2 separate regions of the Homo sapiens genome follow, and region 2 is linked to region 1. Evidence: read pairs that join two places in POLR2A ChIA-PET (ENCODE). Cell type or tissue: OCI-LY7. All regions are shown on one strand. Each heading gives the region's core, and the rest is flanking DNA. Links, peaks and the distances in the headings are about the cores only. Region 1 has its middle 74 kb from the start of ZDHHC17. Region 2 overlaps CSRP2 (cysteine and glycine rich protein 2).

Region 1 (5,382 bases), core at 56-5,055:
ACAACTGCAGGGCCCCTTCTTTGCCCCTAATCAGCAAAAAGTAGCCAGAATGACCGCTGCCCAGTTCCCAACAGCAGTTGGGGTGTCCTGTCTAGAGCGAGGACTGAGAGGAGGGACCAGCCGGGCTTCCTGGGTCCTGCAGGGGCTCAGAAAGTTGTGAAACTCATTCATTTCCTGCATCAGGACTTCCTTCTGTCCTGGATGAATAATATTGAAAACATATGCTTAAAATATTCCTAACACCAGGATTTGTACATGTGTTTTCTTCCCCCAAGAAAGCTATAAACAGTGAAAATTTTGCTATAAGCTTCCCTGTGTCCTCTCTCCCTGTCTCCCTTCCCTCTCCCCTGAAACTAAAAGGAATGTTAACTGACCATTTCTCTGTGACCAGTGGACCTCATCTATGCTCCCAATTCCAATTCCTTGTAAACATACTTTGTAAAGTCCTGTAAATTCCCGTCTCCTTTGTCATGCCACTGCAAGGTCATAAAGTAGATAAAACCTAAGTTACAATTCCGATATTCCTCAAAATCTAAGACATGTCACAAAATAATTTACTGCCTTTGTTTCTTGCTCTGGTAACATCTTCCCTCTGCACGTATTTCCTGCCTTAAAGAGTTTAAAAGGCAACTGCATAATCTAACTCTGGCTACCCGCTGGGGACCCCTTCCATGCTGTGGAAGCTTTGTACTGTCACTCTGCTCAATAAAGCCTGCAGCTTTTTTTCTCTTGGTCAGTGTCTCCATCATTCACCACAGGCAGCCGCCGCACCAATTCTTTGGTGTGGCTAAAGCAAGAACCTTTGGCGTTGCCGGGCGCGGTGGCTCACGCCTGTAATCCCAGCACTTTGGGAGGCCGAGGCAGGCGGATCACGAGGTCAGGAAATCGAGACCATCCTGGCTAACACGGTGAAACCCCGTCTCTACTAAAAAATACAAAAAAAAATTAGCCGGGCGTGGTAGCGGGCGCCTGCAGTCCCAGCTACTCGGGAGGCTGAGGCAGGAGAATGGTGTGAACCCAGGAGGTGGAGCTTGCAGTGAGCTGAGATCGCACCACTGCACTCCAGCCTGGGCGACAGAGCGAGACTCCGTCTCAAAAACAAAAAACAAAAAACAAACAAACAAAAGAACCTTTGGCGTTACACACTCAGTACACTTTTTCTGCCTCACCCAGTGGTCGTTTATTTACATGCCTTATCTCCCCCACTAGACTGTTGTTACTACTTTTATTTTTTTAGATTGGGGGTTTTGCTGTGTTACCTAGGCTGGAGAGCAGTGATGCAGTCCTGGTTCCCTGCAGCTTCCAACTCCTGGGCTCAAGTGATCCTCTCACCTCAGCCTCTTGTGTCACTGGGATTACAGGTGTGAACCACCACACCCAGCATGTTTTTACTACTTTTAGGGAAAAGGACTGTGTCTCATTCTTTCTCAGTAGTGCTTTTTATTATAGTATGAGCACAATTTAAAAAAATACTGATTTAAACTCTTTTCTCTTTTTTAATTCTGGCTACAGATGTTTCTGAGAACATCAAACTACATAAAAGCATTTTCTCTTAGCACTGCGAAGATATCCATTCATCCAACAACTAAAACAACAATGAAAATTCACAATCCACTGGCATAGCAAGCCATAAACAAACCATAATAATGCCAGGAATTGTAGTACGTTTATGAATAAAGTATGAAGGTAGGGCTGGAGACAGTGACTAACTCATCTTAGAAAAGTCAAAGACAGCTGGACAAAGTGACATTTTAGAGTGTTAAGTTGAAGAGATGGAGAAAGATTTCTTGGCATAGAAAACAACATAAGAAAAGGCAAGGGATTGTGCCTTGGGCAACAGACATTTAGGAAAAACAAAAATCTCTGAGCGGCAGGAGGCTTCTCATATGTCTTCAACGCTTCAACTAATAACCCTTGTTGAGTGATATTTTGTCAAGTAAAATCAAAATGGAATTAGAAAAACATGGAATTTGTTCTTAATAAGCTAAAAATCTACTAATGATCTTGAATCAAATGGGGATCTTCCATTCTATAAAATCCTCATATTTCTACATTGATTGCACCACATATTTAACTGGGTATGTGCTCTCTGGTGATGAAAGGTATTTGACCAGCAGCCGAAGGGCTTACCACATCTAGAGAATTCCTTCTCTCTTCTTTCCAGCATGAATTCTCTGGTGTCATGTAAACCTAGAATTGAAAGTCGTCCAATATTCATTACATTCATAATATTTCACTCCTGTATGATTTCCATAATCAAGACCTGATTTTTGATTGAAATATTTTTCCACTCTCATTATATGAATGTGGTCACTGCCCTAAATGAACTCCTTGATGTCTGATTTGAACCAATAAAGAATAAATATACAAAGAGGCATTTGGAGGGAGTTATGTTTGCCAGGGCATACATATTGTGATTCAATATGTTTCTTAGTTCCTTTGATGTCTTTTTCTTCACTGTGGTGGTCTGCTTCTTAAACTAGTTAATCTTACACGAGAGTCTACACAAATCATGCTGGTACTAAAGTGAAGTCAAATGCAGGACTATGGAGAGGCTTCGGCATCCCTTTCTTTTAGCTGTTGCAACCCCTTTCAGGGTATAGAGCTTGATGACCAGAGCATGGGCTCTACCTCAGCCTCCACTTCCATCCTGCCAGGCCTGGTGCCCTTGTGCAGGCCACAACCTGTACACCTACCCACGTGGGCCTAGAGAGTATATGAAGAAGGCCTTTGAGTATCACCCACAACTACTTACTGTAGCCAATCAAATCATGCTCCTGAGAAAGAACTTTGAAAAACTCAACCTTGACCAGGCACGGTGGCTCACGCCTGTAATCCCAGCACTTTGGGAGGCCAAGGCAGGCAGATCGCAAGGTCAGGAGATTGAGACCATCCTGGCTAACATGGTGAAACCCCGTCTCTACTAAAAATACAAAAAATTAGCCGGGTGTGGTGGCAGGCGCCTGTAGTCCCAGCTACTCGGGAGGCTGAGGCAGGAGAATGGTGTGAACCGGGGAGGCGGAGCTTGCAGTGAGCCAAAAAAAAAAGAAAAACTCAACCTTTCCTAAGTTAATCAAAACATTGTCATTGCTGATGTAATACAGACAGAAACTATGATCCAGAGACATTCTGAAATAAGTATGTTTTCAGCCCACAATTTCTACTGTTCCTGTAATTTGGTTTTCCATGCTAATCCCACTTTCTAGATTCTAGGGTATAGAACTTAAAAAAAAAACATTCGAGAGTTCACTGAAGATAAAATGAAGACCTCAAAAATAATTGGGCACGTTATGTGGCTTAGTAAAAGAAGAAAATGTGACATCAGGAAAGCAGTTTGGAGATTTCACAAAAGACTTAAAAACACAGCTACCATTCAACCCAGTAATCCCATTAATGAGTATATACCCAAAAGAAAACAAATTGTTTCACCAAAAAGACATGTGCACTTGTATGTTCATTGTAGCACTATTCACAGTAGCAAAGCCATGAAATCAACTTAAGTACCTGTCAACAGTGGATCAGATAAAGAAACTGTGGTACATATACACCGTGGAACACTACATACCCAAAAAAAGAATGGAATTGTGTCCTTTGCAGCTGGACACAATTTCATTCTTTTCATGTATGCCACTGGAGGCCATAAGTCTTAGTGGATGAATACAAAAACAAAACCAAATACCACATGCTCTCACTAATAAGTGGGAGCTAAACACTGAGCACATGTGCACACAAGGAAAGGAATAATAGACACTGCAAACTAGTAGGTGGGGACAGAGGAAGGAAGGGAAGGGGTGGAAAAAACTACTTATTGGGTACTATGCTGTCTGTCTGGGTAAAGGGATCCATACTCCAAACCTCACCATCATGCAATATACCCATATAACAAACCTGCACATGTAACCCTTGTATCAAAATAAAAGTTAAAAACATTGTTTTTAAAAAGAAGAAAAGGCCAGAGGTAGTAGGTCATGCCTGTTATCCCAGCACTTTGGGAGGATGAGGCAGGTGAATTGCTTGAGCCCAAGAGCCTGAGACTAGCCTGCGCAACATGACAAAACCATGTCTCTACAAAAAATACTAAAAATTAGCCAGGCATGGCAGTGCATGCCTCTAGTCCCAGCTACCTGGGAGGCTAAGGTAGGAGGGTCACCTGAGTCCAGGTGGTTGAGGCTGCACTGCACCATGATCGCGCCACTACACTCCAGCCTAGGTGACAGAGCAAGACCCTGTCTCAGCTACAACAACAACAGAAATAAAGAAAGAAAGAAAGAAAAAAGAACATGTGACACCAGATAGTCAGTATTATTTTTTGGACTATGTTGCAGTGACCTAAGACAAAAAACTCAGCCTTCTGATCTTCCTGCAATCAGCCAATATCTATAGGCCACTTTACTTGAGAGGGCCCCCTGTTGGAGTACTCATGCTATGAGACTCTCCAGTATGAAGAAAAAATAATTTAAATTCTAGTTTCAGCTTTCGTACCAATGGTCAAATATTAAATATTTTAACTTTTGTGGGCCTCTATTTCCTTAAGCTTAAAGTAGATGATCACCGCAGTGCTTTCTAGTTGTAAAATGATGCTCACAGACAAAACTTTGTTATAAAAGTATTGACCCTCTGTCTTTATTACGTACGTGCAACTTCCTCCCAAAAAGGACAGTTGCAACAGGAGAGACACATATCATAACTTGGACTCTTCCTATAATTATAGAAATGAAAGATATTTAATGGATATCCCAGCATTAGACATTTTCTCATAGAGATCTATCATCCATGTAAAAATGTTTGTCAAATATAAAGGGGGCAAATGTTACAATATATGTATTTTCTCAAAAATGACAAAAGCAAAACTAAAACAGTGCCTTTCCAAAAAAGAAAATGCAGCCAAATTTATCTCCCCATGAGGAGAAATAAGGAATAAAGAGTAATGAGATTCCCTGAAACATTACCAGACATGCTGTTAAATATGAAAAGTCACGCCCTCCAGTCAGAGCAGCTTTGTGGTAAGCTCATTGTAATTTTCCATCTCATATTTCTTGGAGGGCTGGCAGTAAGTATTTCCTGATGGTTTTCCTTCTTCCTTTACATATTTAAGGCTATTTCTATCCACTATGAATACATTCATGTATATTTTTCTTATTAAAAATGTTCCCCTGTTTTTTAGCCAGCTTTTCCAACCAGGCTTCAGGCAGAACTTGAATGTGGAAATCGTTTGTCTCCGTACTGCTCCTTTTGACATGGAAAAGGAACTCTCTTCTCTCTGAAATTGCTCTCCAATCATTCCCCCTTTTCCTTTCCTCACACAAAACTGTGAAGAAAAGGAAAGAATTGCAGTCATTTTGGAGTGAACTTCAGGATTACATTTCCTGAGGCTATCTATAT
Region 2 (5,382 bases), core at 311-5,310, 180 kb before region 1:
AAGAGAAGTTGGCTTTTTGCAAATTCAGACTTACATTTTAGTGATAACAAGCCATACCAGTCAGGGGTGTGTGTGTGTGTGTGTGTGTGTGTGTGTGTGTGTGTGTGTGTGTGTGTTGTTTGTTTTAAGGAACAGGAGCTCCAATTCCAAATGACTTAAGAAGGGAATTTATTGGCTCATAACTGAGGCATGCAGGATAAGATAAGGCACAGTTGATTGGCCGTGACTGAGTCACATGCCCAGCCTTGGAGTTGGGGGTTGCTATGGTTTGAGTGTTTTTGTCCCCTCTGAGAATCATGTTAAAACTTAATTCCCAATGCAACAACGTTGGGAGTTGGGCCTAATGGGAGATGTTTAGGTCATGAGGGATCCACTCTCTTGAATGGATTAGTACCACCATAAAAAGGCCTGGTGGGAGCGGGTTCACCCTCCTCTGCTCTTCTGCCATGTAAGGTACAGTGTTCCTGGCCTCCAGAGGATGCTGCATTGGAGGCACCATTTTGCAGCAGAGATGGGGCCCTTAGCAGACACTAAACCTGCCATACCTTGATCTTGGACTTCCCAGCCTTCAAATATTTATATTCTCAGTCTGTTCTTTATAAATTACCTAGTCTCTGGTATACTGTTATAGCAACACGAAACAGACTAAGATAGGGGTAGAGTCAGTACCATCTAAAACCAGTGCTTTTCTTTTTTTTTTTTTTTTTTCTTTTGAGGCGGAGTCTCGCTCTGTCGCCCAGGCTGGCGTGCAGTGGCACAATCTCGGCTCACTGCAAGCTCCGCCTCCCGGGTTCACGCTATTCTCCTGCCTCAGCCTCCTGAGTAGCTGGGACTACAGGCCCCCACCACCGTGCCCGGCTAATTTTTTGTATTTTTAGTAGAGACGGGGTTTCACCGTGGTCTCAATCTCCTGACCTCATGATCCGCCTGCCTCGGCCTCCCAAAGTGCTGGGATCACAGGCTTGAGCCACCGCACCTGGCCAAACCAGTGCTTTTCAAATCATCTATGGTAAATGTATTAGTCTGTTGTCACGCTGCTAATAAAGACATACCTGAGACTGGGTAATTTATAAAGGAAAGAGGTTTAATTGACTCACAGTTCCACATGATTGGGGAGACCTCACAATTATGGCAGAAGGTGAATGAGAAGCAAAGTCACATCTCACATGGCAGCAGGCAAGAGAGCTTGTGCAGGGGAACTCCCCTTTATAAAACCATCAGATCTTGTGAGACTTATTCACTATCATGAGACCAGCACGCGAAAGACTCGCCCCAGGATTCAGTTACCTCCCACCCTGTCCGTCCCACAACACATGGGAATTATGGGAGCTACAATTCAAGATGAGATTTCGGTGGGGACACAGCCAAACCATATCAGTAAAGGACTGTTATTTTTAATTTCCAAGTACAGACTGATGACTCTGTTCAACAGGATGAGTTCACTGATCTTCTCTTAGTTTTTGTGGCATAAAAGTTTCTAAATGCTTACCTGAAGTTTGTCTCAAATTGGTAACAAGAATAGTGGCCCATCCATCACCAGGAGACCACATTTTAATAAGCACTTCTCTAAACCACATGGTCTAAGAAAGAGATGGCTGCTTTCCCGGAAGACAGTCTAGGGAAGGTACCACCAGAAGAGAGGCAAGAGAATACTGAGTGCTGGAAAGTTCCCCACCGCAATGATCAACTCCATTAATCTTTCTTTTGGAGAGGCCTCATCTTTGTGTTCAGGAAATTGTCAGGTTCTGGATCACCTTAATGGGGTAAGATGAGAATTTCCCACATCCCTTTTGATTTTAAGGATTGGAGACTCTTTAATCTTTTCTACTTAGTAGCACTCTGTTTCCCTTCTCTTTCTAGCCAGGTTTGGGTTAGTAAGAGGCCTCGGCCTTATTAGCCACCTATTTCCTAGAGAGGCAAGCAGTCTATCTAAGGAGACCTAACAGGCAAGGGCTGCAAATGCCACTCTACAGAAGGAAGCTCAAAAAAGATGATGGGGAAAGGGGAATCAATCGCTTGTGTTTTTAGATACCACTCAGGGCAGGGCAGACATAACATGTCTTCTTAGCAGAACAACTTTCTGTACTGGTTAAGGCATCTGAGGAAGCTGGCCATTCAGAACCAGGCTTTTTTCTTTTCGTCAGAGTCTCGCTCTGTCGCCCAGGCTGGAGTGCAGTGGTACAATCTTCGCTCAGTGCAACCTCCGCTTCCTGGTTCAAGCAATTCTCCTGCCTCAGCCTCCCAAGTAGCTGGGATTGCAGGCATCTGCCACCACACCCGGCTAATCTTTTTTTTTTTTTTTTTTTTTTTTTTAAATTTAGCAGAGACGGGGTTTCGCTATGTTGGTCAGGCTGGTCTCAAACTCCTGACCTCAGGTGATCCACCCACCTCGGCCTCCGAAAGTGCTGGGATTACAGGCGTGAGCCACCATGCCCAGCCAGAACCAGGCATTTTAAAGTGGTCGAGGCAGACTAATTTGTTGAGAAGGGAGACGAGAAAATGTTGGCCCTACATGACAGTGAGACACCCTAGGATCTGTACTTCCAGCTTGCCCTTTACAGCAGGCCATACTATTCAGAGGCTATTCCTGCATGCTCAGCAAACAGTTCAACTGGTAGGAAGGGAACTTGTAGCAGATTCTGTATGGCCTGACTGACTTGCCAAAGAGGAAAACCCAACTGCTGGCTGCACTAGTGGGCCTTGGGGTTAGTGAAGCATAGAAACTTAAGCCGGAGCCATCTGGATGGGCGTTTGTTGTGGTTACGGCAAAAGTTCCGTGCATGCAGTTGTACGAGTCACAGACACAGCTATTTATGCTACAATCGTGTAATTTCAGCAAACAAATATAAAACTTGTTCTTGCAGGGCAACACACTTTGTTCCCTAGAAAGCGTGTTATAGCTTATATATGTTAAACGTTAAGAATTTAGTGTTGTTACAATTAATTAAACATGTAATGAAAACCTCCACCCAAGGGTAAGATCTTCAGCTGAGTTCAAAAAAATATGTTTATTAAAAATGGGCATATTAGGGAGGGGGACAAGGCTTGCCTTTCCCCTCCCCACGCTTCTTTCTTAACTCCTGTGGATTCTAATGGCATAGCTTGTTTTGTGCCTGGTGACCTGTACTATTGTACTGAATGCAGGTCCTTTGTCTGGCAGGAAAAAAAAAAAATCTTGTGCACGACAAGCCAGTTTCCTAATGAAAGAGTTGTTATTTGGGAGAGGAGATGAGGTTATTTTGGAGGAACGCAGGCCTTTGAAAGATGTGGTTAGAGAGGTTCATAAAGAAACGAAAATCTGCAGCTGTCCCTGGGCTTAAATAGCCCTCTAGGGAGCCGTACGACCAGCACAGGGACATTCTAATGAATCCTTTATTCCTTCAGAATGCCTGTCTGGGGAGGTGGAAACAAGTGTGGGGCCTGTGGGAGGACCGTGTACCACGCAGAAGAGGTGCAGTGTGATGGCAGGAGCTTCCACCGCTGCTGCTTTCTCTGCAGTAAGTAGCTCTCCATGCTCCACCTTTGACGGAATTTGTATGTACAGAGCTTCAATATGTCTATTTAAGGAAAAATTGTGGTTTTGCCAACAAAGATCATTTTGAAAGCACGAATGGTTTTTACCTGTCTTCTTAGATGTTGTAAATGCCAAGCCTAGCAGCGAAGACAGGAGGGGTGGCCCAAGACACCCAGCCTCCCTTTGTGTCCCCATAGCTTTTGGCCTCCATTTTGGCCTTTATTTTGTTAACACATCTGCCTCCCCCACCTCACTGAGTGCTGGGTGTCACTTATGTGGTCTGGCACCTAGCACAGTTTCTGGCACATTACAAGGGCTTAGCTCCCATTTTTGAGTAAATGATTGCTCCTCATCCACCCCAGCTTTCTCTTTCTCAGGTTCCCTTTAATGACAACAAAGTCTTCGGTTTTAAAACTGTAGAGTAGCAACTTAAAGCACTTCATTAATCATCTTCTGATTTAATGACAGAATTTTCTTTAATGAATGATTATGTCAGGTAAACCCACCCATACGGGCAGATGTTTGCCTTATCAATAGTATTGTACAGGGAAAATTCCTACAGAAAACCATAGGTTAAAAATAGGTTACATTGAGAAATAATCTTCAGGAAAAGACTTCTTTCTCAAATTTGAATTGTCCTTTTCCCTCATTGGAGCCAGCATTCAAGGTATCTGGACCTCTTTAATAGCATAACTAAACTGCTTTGCAGACAACCAGAAGCAGACAACAGAAAGTTGCAGTTACAAAAAAATAAAAATACTACATAGGAATGTTCACTATGTATGCCTTCCTCAGAAGACTTGGTTTAACCATTGCTTTTAGAAGTTACTTTTTTAAAAAAGGAATCTATTTTTCAGCAGGCTTGTAACCAAGAAAGTATGGAAACAGAATGCAAATACTTTAGAAATTGCTCTCAGTTTCATCTGTCTAGGTTAAGCCACAATGTCTACACCATAGTAACATATGCGTGTATGCTGTTGACATTTGTTTTACTAAATGTCAAGTTCTCTACTGGTCATTTCTACGAATCCTTTCTAATATCTGTCTCTGCTGACTAATGCCTTTTAAGGAAATAATTCAGAGTAGTTTGCAGACCTATGAGAATTTTACTGCAGAGAACAGCATGAGGACTGGGGAAGAAAGGGGTGGTTATATAGTAACACTTTCATATACCTACACTTGTTTTGGTTCATACAGGTTTTTCAAAACAGTATTTACATTTATTCTCTCTGTTAAGGGTAGTTGTCCTTCAGCAGTGCATGGTGTTAGGTTAACTATGGTTTAAGATATAGTTATCTTTAGGCACATGTATTTCAGCACTTGAGCCTCAACAGTTAGATTCCAGAGTAGATGCCATTTCATTCTACCATAGAAGACTTTAGTTTAAGATAATAGACTAAATTTTAAACCAGCCAGCTAGTCCTGCTTCCCTCCCCTCCTCTTTGCTGTCCTTCCTTTTGTCCTCCTTCCTTTTTATTCAACCCCCCCCCTTTTATTTTTCTTACTTTTAATTTTTATGGGTACATAGTAGGTATATATATTTATGGGGTACATGAGATGTTTTGCTACAGGCATACAATGTATGTTAATCACATCATCTTAAATGGGGTATCCATTACCTCAAGCATTTATTATTTTTTTGTTACCAACATTCCAGTTAATACTGTCTTATTTTTAAATGTACAATGATTGTTGACAGTAATCATCCTGTTGTGCTATCAAATACTAGATCTTATTCATTCTAACTATATTTTTACACCCATTAACTCTCCTCACTTCCTTCCCGACACCCTACCCTTCCGAGCTTCTGGTAACCATCATTCTACTCTGAATCATCATACAATTGTCTTTTAAATAAGGGGAAGAAA

Evidence for each region. Peaks named below come from ENCODE experiments on the same cell type or tissue, not always from the same donor. Only the 100,000 strongest peaks of a DNase experiment are listed, where the experiment ranks them.
Region 2: POLR2A ChIA-PET joins it to region 1 with 7 read pairs; 2 of 35 experiments call an interaction of 5 or more read pairs at or near these places.

What each region holds. Positions count from the first base shown.
Region 1 is chr12:76,687,854-76,693,235 of GRCh38, reverse strand. No RefSeq gene overlaps it. Among named protein-coding and RNA genes, the nearest start is that of ZDHHC17, 74 kb to the left of the region's middle. In OCI-LY7, for the core only: a CTCF peak has its summit at 4,411; no DNase peak of the experiment used is centred there.
Region 2 is chr12:76,864,264-76,869,645 of GRCh38, reverse strand. CSRP2 (cysteine and glycine rich protein 2) reads left to right here. Exons shown (of 6, transcript NM_001321.3): 2 at 3,385-3,497. The coding sequence starts at 3,386. Among named protein-coding and RNA genes, the nearest start is that of CSRP2, 12 kb to the left of the region's middle. RefSeq lists a silencer at 4,390-4,499. In OCI-LY7, for the core only: no CTCF peak of the experiment used is centred there; DNase peaks (open chromatin) are centred at 2,715 and 3,425; H3K4me3 peaks cover 749 bases; H3K27ac peaks cover 1,841 bases.